3 separate regions of the Homo sapiens genome follow, and regions 1 and 2 are each linked to region 3. The links are chromatin contacts, found by Hi-C or POLR2A ChIA-PET in ENCODE. All regions are on one chromosome and are shown on one strand. Each heading gives the region's core, a stretch centred on a gene start or an enhancer-like site at or near the end of the contact. The rest is flanking DNA. Distances are from core to core; before and after follow the strand shown. Region 1 overlaps LOC124901056 (a long non-coding RNA gene). Region 2 has its middle 230 kb from the start of ZNF608. Region 3 has its middle 81 kb from the start of LINC02240.

Region 1 (3,314 bases), core at 544-3,043, 290 kb before region 3:
TAATAATAAAAAGTATAATAATAAAAAAGTATGATAACAAAAGTATAATAATAAAAAAGATATATGTTATGGTTGTGTTATATAAGTAATGACTAAAAAATTTAAAAATAAAAAATAAAAAACATAAAAATATTAAAAATTATTAAAAGAAATAAAAACATAATACATTCTTATATATTACACACAAAAACATTTTATAATTTTTCTTATATGTATTTGAGCAATGAATATATTACCCCTTCAAAGTTACATAAATATGAATACAGGAAATCCATATGGGCTGATTTGTAACAATTTTTCCCCATATAAATAAAACGAAGCAAGTTTGTAGAACAGTGTGTATGGTATCACTTGTGCATCAAAAAATGTATGTGTATATGTGTGTATGTGTGTATATGTGTTTATACATTTATATACATATATATATAATGCATTTATTCAAATACACACTTGAAAGCACAGCCTCCCTTGAAAAATTCAGAAGAAACTGCTGAGAATGACTTTCCCTGTTGAGAGAGACAGGGATTGTCCACACTGAAAATCTATTTGAATGTTTACCACGTACATAAATCATTTTTAAAACACGTTTTAAAGGCATTTGTGAAATGCTGGTCACCATAGCAAAATTTTTTGAGCAAAAGTTTAGACAGAACTAAATATTTCTTCTTTGGGAATGATTTGTATTAATTTCAACTCATTCATATTCTGGAATCCTCTTCAGTTATTAAAATATTTTTACTTTTTTTAAACTTTAAAAAAAGTAATGAGACAATATTATATATTTATATGTGTGTGCTTATAAATGTAAACAAAAATCTAAAAGCTGGTAATAATTAATGATGGCAAGAGGATTGGGAGAATCTTGATGTACCAGGAGACTTTTATTTTTTACTGTATGGAGTTCTGTATTGTGTAAATGTATTACTATATTTTTAGTATAAAATAAAAGCATGTTTAATCAGATATTCAATTTGGAATAATGTGACCACCTAGCCTTATAGATAATTCATGTTTGTCATTGACATAGTTAAAAGGACCTAGCTGACATTTTTTAAATCTAAAAATTTCTTCTTATAGGCTTTTACACAGATAAAAAGTAACCTGGTCCTTAAGGTCAATCTTGATGTTAATTGGGAATTGGCAAAGAGGTAGGAGTAAGTTTGTCTCTGTTATGGGAAGAGAAAGAGTGCAAAAATGTGAGTGTTATCTTCAGTAACCAAATAGAAACATATATGTGTAATTAAAATTCCTTAAATTCAACAAATTCCAAAATAAGGCTAAACCAAAATATAGTATGACAAGACTGTCTACCTCTTACTGATTTGCCTACATAGCTATCAACTAATGTTTGACTTTGATATAGTATTATCTTTAATTGTTCTTAGATTTTTTTGTTAGTCCACTATTATAAATGAGTCTATAAAAAATTTGATTATACACACAGTCTTCTGGGAGAACAGGAGCAGGATTTTGGCATCGTGACATTCTCAGCTTCATAACACTCCCCTCCTTCATTTCTTCCTCTCTTAGCAGTCAGCAGAATAGGCTGACACGAGGGAAATGCCTGCCAAGGAACTTTAGTAGGAGGCAGTTTTTAATTAACAGGGGCCAGAGAAGGTGATAACCCCAAGGGATAGTGAAGAGAAATTAACATGGAAAAGCAGTTCCACGCTTCTGTGGGTCCCCAAAGGCCAGTCGTATTAGTGGTGTCTGTTCTGATTGAACTTTTGCTGTGTCTTTTTATTGATTCAGTTGTCAGGATCTGACAAAAGGACCGCTGCTCGTCAGTTATTTGCTCATGGTAGAGGGTTATAGCTGGAAACTGCTTCCTTGTATGGCTGACTGCAGAGCGAGAGCTGTCGTTGTGGTTATCATTTTACAGACATGATTAATGTTGTTGGGCTTTATGTAAGAATTAAGTGTGTGTACACACATGCAACCGGACAGGCTTACTTTGGATTTTTTGAGCCTCTTTATTCTCTTAGTTCTTTGCTTGGTTTTCCAAAAACTTCTTTAATTATTAAAATATTTTAAAATGCAATTTCAGGGATAATAATTAAACTGACTGTTGTAGCCACTTTTTTTTCTGCCAGTTACCAAATCCTTGGCTTAACAAGCATTTTAAAAGAATAATATCCTGTGATTAAATATTTCAAGTTTCTCTCTCAAAGATGAAAATGAATAGTAAATAAAGCGTGTAAAGGGCTTGTGAAATCAGCTCATGTAGCAAGGAGAAGGTAGGGGTTTTCTTTTTTTAACTGCCTAAGAGAGTGCCTTGAGCTGGTAAGCCCAGGGTGTGCCTCAGGAGAGCTTTTGTACTTTAGCACAGTGAGAACAAAAGCACATTTTCTTAAAAATATTTTAAGAACGTTTTGAACACCATGTGGGTCTTTTTAACTCCCTAAGAACCAAGCTAACTCCAGAATTCCATTTATGTTTACCAGTTTAAGAATGTACTTTTTCTAAAATAATGGCAGACTTCATACTTTTCTAAAAAGTGCAGTGATAATTACTTTTTCTAAATTCAAACAATATTTGTGTTATTTACTTACTCGAAACACAGTATTTACTAAGGTCACTTAATAAGAAAATACCAGGACCCTGATACTAATACATTCCCTAAAGCTTGTTTGTCTTCTTTTTCCTTTTCTTCTTCTTTTTGAGGTTTGTGCAACCATTTATAAAGAAATGGCTCTCTTAGAGTTACATGTCCCTCATGTCTAAATTTAATAAGCATCTAGATTGGTCCTGTCTAAAGTAGAAGTCATAAGCCACATGTAGTAATTGATCACTTGAAATGTGGCCAGTTTGAATTGGGATGTACTTTAAGTGTAAAATATACACAAAATTGTGTAAGTGTAGTATGAAAAAGAGAATGTAACATATCTCATTAACAATTTTTATGTTAATCACATATTGATGTAATATTTTTAATGTATTAGGTTAATATATTACCAAAATTATCTGATTTCTTTTCTTTTTAACATTTTTTATATAGCTACTAGAAAATTTTACATTATATATGTGGGTTACATTATCTTTCTATCAGAGAGTAGTGATCTAGATAATAGTTAAAGTTAATATTTATTAAGCACTTACTATTTATTTAATATTTAGAAAGCACTTACATGCTATTCTAAGCACTTTATATGCATCATCTCATTTAATTTCAGAATTACCATTAGGATAGGTGTTATTATTACCCCTGTTTTATAGACAAGAAAATTTAGGCAAGAATAGTAAGCAATTTGCTTAAGATTATGTAACTACCTTATACTTCACTCTCCTTTTAATAATTAAAATATTTTTGAAGT
Region 2 (3,233 bases), core at 101-2,600, 430 kb after region 3:
ATGCAGAGCAAAACGCAGCAGGATTTGGCAAGAAGAGCCAGGTAGGAAATGTAGAAGGAAAGATAATTGAAAGACAACAGTGAGTCAATGAGTCTTTAATCTGATAGCCAGAAGGAAAAGGTGACGAAAATAGAACATAGTTACAACCAAAGCAAAAGTATTAAGTTACTAGTTAATTATTAATTTAGCAGGATGTTAAATGTAATGACCTAAATCTCTGTAAGGTTTTTCTCGTTGTTGTTTTTGAGACAGGGTCTCATTCTGTTGCCCAGGCTAGATTGCAGTGGTGTGATCATAGTTGACTGCGACCTCGAACTGCTAAGCTCAAGCAATCCTCTGCCTCAACCTCCTGAGTGGCTGGGACCACAGGCATGTGCCACCAAGCGTGGCTAAGTTTGTCAAAAAGTATGTTTTAAAGATGAGGATTTCTCCATGTTGCCCAGACTGATCTCAAACTCCTGTGTTCAACCCATCCTCCTGCCTCAGCCTCTCAAAGTGCTGTGATTACAGGTGTGAGCCACCACACCTGGCCATTTCTGTAAGTTCTAAAGGTGTAAACAGCAAAGACAAGGAAGTAAGTTGAAACTCCCAAAACTCTTCTTTCAAAGGAAATGTCTTATCCAACCACACACACCAACACGTTTATGCTATTTGTTGAGTGTTTTTTGTTTTCCTCAAAGCTTTGGAGGATTTTATTGAAATCTTCATTTATGACTTTGAACCATATTTGAGGCCCCTTTGTATGTGCCCTGGTGTGGAAAAGCCTCCTATACTACAGGGTTCCGAATAAATAATGAGACATATACCAGGTCTATGCTTTTGTGTTACTCACCATAATAAAAATAGCGTGCTTGGTGTACCAAATAAATAATGTGTTGAGATGTTACATTACACCAAATAAATCGATAAAAACAAATGTCTTTCAGCACAATAATTTTGTCTCAAACTCTAACCACGTAATAGAAAATAGATTTCCTGTGTTCTTGAGCATGGATTGTAAACAGAACCATACCAGTAGTCTCTGTTTATTGTTTTGTGTAAGTTCAGAGGGAGAGCGGATTGTTTACTAGAACAAAATCCTTTAAAAAGAAAAAAAAAGGATTCTCATCTTTCATTTAGGTTAATAACACACTACATATATTTGTCCATCAAATTAGAATTACTGTCAGCCCATAATGCATTTTAGTTTAGCCAATATCAGTCAGTCCTGATTTATTTGCTTAATACAAATCTAATTGAGTTTCAGGCTGCTCTTCTCCTTTCAGCTGTTAACCGACCAAGTACATCTTTAATTTCCAAGACCGATGGTGTGGTAGCAGTTGAGAGGAAGAGCGATTTGCATAAGGCCCCAGAAGGGTGCCAAAACTCTTCACGCTTTAAACAACAGCCTTTATTATTCTGTAAGTGGATGTGTTGAATTTTCATGCTTTTGTTTCCAGTTCAGTCCTGACAGAAAAGAATAAAGTAGATTTTGCCAGCACCCCTGCTGTGCCCTGGGGGAGAAATTCAATGTGCCTCATTTGTCTTAATTGGAGAACCGCCCTCAGCACCAGCTTTTTCTATGAATACATTAGCATAACAGACAGAAAATTCAAGCCCACTTTTGTAGAAACAGTCTCCCCCACACACCCACCTCCCATTTTTAAGACTAATAAAAACTGCAAGAGGGGAGAAGTGTTTCATCTCCTGAATTTCTTACAGTTGCTGTTGTAAAATTCTCTGTACAGGAAAGATGCATCAAGCCTATTTTATCTCTGCACTGTTATTAGAGCCAGTCGTGGAAAATGTGATAAATATCATCCATGACGGAGAGCTGAAAGCTTCTCTTTATTCTTCATAATGTGCTAATCCTATATACTTGTTCGTTGACTGGTTATGCTGCTTTTTCAGAGGGGAGAGTAGGTTTTATATAGAGATGAATGTGTAGCAGCTATGAATGAATCTAGAAGAAAAAAAAAGAAAAATTCTCACCGAGGTGAATTTATTAACACTAAAACAAACGCAATTATCTCAGTCAAAGCAAGATTTTAAACCCTGTGCCAATTCATTGGAGAAATATTAAATTCATCTTCACGTTTTTCATATTACAAAAGGGCTCTAAGTCTGGACAAACAACCTGTGCTGTGTAAATCATTTCCCTAATCCAGGCTCTTTCAGTATCAGATTGAACTAATGGAATTTAAAGGTAGGTATTTCAAAAGAAATATTTCGTCTACGTGTTCCCAAGACTGGTATTAATTCTTTTATCACATCTGCTCAACCTGCTTGCCATTGCCAGCATGTGAAAGAGAAAAGGAAAATATGGGGAAAGATGTAATTTCTTAATAAAATGTGGTGTACACATTCTCTTGGAAAGATGGCTGCCTTTCAAAATAACAATGAATCCATATTTTGTCTTGATTTTTTCTCCAGCAGGCCTAATTTACCACGTCAGTCACATACTGCTCTCACTAGATGCCTTCCAGGGATTTTAAATAAGGTTTTGTTGTTGTTGTTAAGAGCTTGTTTTGTTTTGAATTATTTGTATGCTCATTTGAAAACTAAATACCTTTTGGGTCAGGTCCTTGTGGGTAAATGGAAAGCAAAATCATTTTGGAATAATAATTTTGAGATACAGAAGCTTCTGCGGCCTAGAGAGAAGCAAACAGTTCTTCCTTCTGTGTAAATCCTCATTGTGTCACCCATTTCAAATGTCTGGTAATACTAACAGAAAGCCTGAAGGCAATGCTGAGAGACTGTCAGCCTCCCATCCCCCTTCCTCCTCCCATCCCTCACTTTCCACTCACTCAGCCCCAGTAAACATTCCAAGAGGGTGTGGTGACTTGGTCAGTATTAGAGACTAGGAAGTAAACGTCTGCTTTCTAGCATAAGTGAATCTAAAAAATAATTATTTGACTTGATTTGTCCTGCAAGCAGATGTCAGCTTTTCACCTTGCTAATAGTTTCATTTACATTGTAAAGCTGACAAGCAGTTTACGCAGTTTATCAGATAATTTCTGCTCCTCTTTAAACAAGCATTCTGGCCACTCTGAGTTCTTCCTTGAATCCTCCTCCCGACACTCTCCTGTAACTAACCTTGATGTCTTGTCTGGGATCTGAACTCACATCTATTTCGCATGGCTAAGCCTGTTCTGCACGTCAGTTAGAGAGATGGTCCCCTGCGAACACTTGAGGCTCTATTCCATACTATTTTATTTCTTTTTTCTTTCCTTTTTTTCTTTTTTGAGACAGGG
Region 3 (3,157 bases), core at 305-2,804:
GGGAGACAGAACCACACCATACATTCAGAACACATTCATCTCTTTGCAGTTAGAACTGATGAGCCCTAACTGTTGGGGTGGGCTGGAAGAAGGGGGCTTGCTGTTTTCAACTCCTTATGCTTATGAAAACCAAGGCTCTCCATTCTTAAAAAAAAAAACAAAAAAAAAAAAAACTCTCAAATCCAAATCATTTTTTAAAGCACCCTGACCCTTTAATAAAAAGAGCCAGTAAGATAGCATCTGAAAAAAAGAAAGACAGATTTTAGGAACAAAGGATTTTTTTCCTCGTGCTTTGTTTTCCCAGTCTTGAATTAATCACAGCTGTCTTTCCCCAGCAAAGGTTATTTTTATCTAGCATGCTTTAAATTAAAAAACAACAAAAACAAAGGGAGCAATCTGATGTTCTTCAAGCTCCCAGAGCCCTTGCACAGAAAAAGAAGCATTTGCTCTGTGCAGCTAAGAATCCAGCTTTTAATTCTATCTTTTCTTGTGTTTACATAAACTTTCGTTTGCATTTCAGAAGCCTTATGGAAAGATTCCTGTGGCTGACCCAGGAGTAGTGGTGAATTTCTCCATCAAGTGAGTATTGATGAGCTGCAAAGTTCAGTGAACAGGAAAATTCTGCTCCTTTTATTGCCAATGTGACAGGTTACTTTATTACCATGCCTTTCACAGCAATTTAACAGTTACCCTGGTAACGGATTCAGTGAGGTAATGGGATCACAGGCATTGGAGCGGAGGCAGGCTGGCCGCTCGGCGCAGCCATCTGCTGGCTGCTGTTCCGGAGGCTGTCTGCCTGGAGGAGCCCTGACAGTCACGGGGCCTGCATGGCAATGAGCAGGTGAAACCGCAGGCCTGCCCTATTTAGCTGTACTCTGGTGATTTGTCTTTCTAATTCTATTGAAATAATCATCAGGATTTGTTTCTGATTAATTAACTAACCTTTTGGTAAAAAGATTAGATAACGAAATTGCTGCCTATTCAGAGATAATGAGATTTTTATTACTCTGTCAAAGGAAAAAAAGTACATTTATGTGTCACCAGCCGCTGTGTCAAGAGGAAAAAAAAAAAGAGAGATTTCAGTCTTTGTCGAATGTGTATATTCCTCAACAGACGAAGGGTGTGCTTAATTCTGTAGGAACTCCCCAGCCTCGTTTGACGCCTTTAGGAAGAGTTTTTAAAACAGCAAACAAAGTAATAAACACATTTAGGCCAATAGGCTTTTGGGGAGGGTGCTAATTTGTTTTAAAATGTCTCCTAATGGGAGAGAAACGCTTGGGAGTCTGGGGAACTTGCCTGTACTGTGTGGGTGTATTTATGTAAGTGTGAGAGTGTGAAGAAAGCAGTAAAATCTCCGTGCGAGGCTTTAAAATGACATATGTAGACAGGCTGCTTTTCCTCCGCACTACAGATATGTCTTCGACTTGCAGTACATTTGTCTTCTGGCAGGAGCTGCACTCGGGCAATGGGAAGGGGAAATCATCCGAGCTTAGCAGGCTGGGAGGTCACCTGTGACTGTCACAGGTAGGCTGCCTTAGGAAATGAATTATTCTGACTGGCGGTGAGTAAAAAGGGAAGCAGCCCTTCTCCTGTTTCACTCCAAGACACGCAGCCAGTCAATTTAACCTTTTCTCTTAAGAAGTCACAGCTCAATCCTTTGTTAAGGGGGACTTTCATTTTCTCACTCCTCTGTGCCTTCTTCAATGCTGTGATGCCAAGAAAAAAAAAAAAATACCAACCCCGGGAAAAGCGCTTCCCTTGGATAAAGAGATGCCAAATGCGCCAAATAGGCTGTGTGAGCCAGGCAGCATTGGAGGGAACAAAGCGCAGTATATTTCCAAATAAAACTTCAAAGAGCTACAATATTGTTTTAATTACTAAAACCTGAGGAGGAAACACAGTGCATGTCTCTTCCTTCAATGCAATGAAACGGAGGAGTGGGAGAAAGGGCCAAGTGGCAGGCTGGGACCCAGCTGAGCATTTTGTGAAAGTGTATTTGTGTCACTGTCTTTTCAGAGTCAATGAGACACTTATGTTTCTTGTGATATCCTGTGGCCTTGGCTGCCTCCGTTTGTGTGTGTATGAAAATGAAAAGATTTCAAGTTCTAAAAATGGAAGTTTCTATTCTGAATTTCGTATGGTTCACAGACAAGTTGCAACAGACCAAAGGAAAAAAAAAAAAGAAAGAATGTGCAGGGGATCAAATGTGAACATTCCAGAGCCCACTTTCCTGTCCTGCCTGGCGTTCCCACTCTCCTTCCCCTCTTTATTCCAGTTCCTCCTGCACCTCCAATTGCCAGCTAACAGGCTCCATTCCTGATAACAGATGCTTGACAAAGAAAGAGAAATAAGACATTAAAAAAGAGTAGACTGCTGCTGGGGGTGGGGATTTGATAGCACATTGCCAATGGCTTTTTACAGGAACTTGCTCTCCCTGGCTCACTACCAAGACAGGGAAAGAACAGGGCGGGGGAGGGAGCCTTTGTCCTCAAACTCCCAGTGAAATATAGGGTTAATATTAGCAATTATTATTAAAATTAGCCAAATGTTATTAAATGATCTTTGTATAGAAGAATAAGTATAGTTTTCCCTTTGGCAGACAATGACATCTGCAGCTCTACATTTTCATGAAATGACTATACTTAACAAAAACATTACTTCATTTTCATGGTATTTCTTTTGTGCCTAGGAGCAACCCTGTAATTGTTCACTTCAATTACAACATTACTATTTTAAACCGAAACCCATTTTATCTGCATGCCAGCTTTTTATTTGTTTTACCAACTATATCTATTTCCATTACTGCAAGGCTGATGGTTTGTCTCAAGAGGAAATCAAATCCATTAATTCAGAAATTTCAAGCCCGACTAGCTCTGCCATAAGCAGCATTTCTTATGCTAATAGCAAATGTGCTGAGACTGAAAGGAACTGACATGGCCCTGTTTTTTATCATAACTTAAGCATTTATGTAAGAAGGCAAATCTAATAGTAGTAGGAAACTGTAAGTGTTATTATATATAATTCACTTTCCTGAGATCTGGACAGGGCTCTGGTTTGTGTAGCCATGGTTTAAATCAGGCTGCCACAAGACTTTAACTCACCTGACTTTCCCTATTCAGCCAACATATTGCTTCACAACAGATACATCTAGCATGAA

The links. Hi-C counts contacts between places; a loop is a spot of excess contacts on that map. ChIA-PET counts read pairs that join two places held with the same protein, here RNA polymerase II (POLR2A). Pooled maps may share reads with other maps.
Region 1: a loop to region 3 is called in a map of Panc1, with 2.2 times the contacts of the local background. The contact joins two enhancer-like sites. A Hi-C loop is called at or near these places in 1 of 168 maps with a recorded cell type or tissue (Panc1) and 1 of 50 pooled maps. POLR2A ChIA-PET finds 5 or more read pairs at or near these places in 2 of 52 experiments (MCF 10A and WTC11).
Region 2: a pooled map shows a loop between it and region 3 (4-fold over the local background). The contact joins two enhancer-like sites. A Hi-C loop is called at or near these places in 2 of 168 maps with a recorded cell type or tissue (PC-3 and endothelial cell of umbilical vein) and 2 of 50 pooled maps. POLR2A ChIA-PET finds 5 or more read pairs at or near these places in 1 of 52 experiments (BJ).

The regions. Positions count from the first base shown.
Region 1 is chr5:125,699,006-125,702,319 of GRCh38, reverse strand. All of the region lies in intron 6 of LOC124901056 (a long non-coding RNA gene), which reads left to right. Among named protein-coding and RNA genes, the nearest start is that of LINC02240, 210 kb to the right of the region's middle. Within about 2 kb of position 1,793, at least 2 of the 41 ENCODE cell types and tissues checked have a DNase peak (open chromatin) inside an H3K27ac peak, as active enhancers do.
Region 2 is chr5:124,978,913-124,982,145 of GRCh38, reverse strand. No RefSeq gene overlaps it. Among named protein-coding and RNA genes, the nearest start is that of ZNF608, 230 kb to the right of the region's middle. RefSeq lists enhancers at 981-1,634, 1,635-2,289. Within about 2 kb of position 1,350, at least 5 of the 41 ENCODE cell types and tissues checked have a DNase peak (open chromatin) inside an H3K27ac peak, as active enhancers do.
Region 3 is chr5:125,410,533-125,413,689 of GRCh38, reverse strand. No RefSeq gene overlaps it. Among named protein-coding and RNA genes, the nearest start is that of LINC02240, 81 kb to the left of the region's middle. RefSeq lists an enhancer at 1,525-2,024. Within about 2 kb of position 1,554, at least 17 of the 41 ENCODE cell types and tissues checked have a DNase peak (open chromatin) inside an H3K27ac peak, as active enhancers do.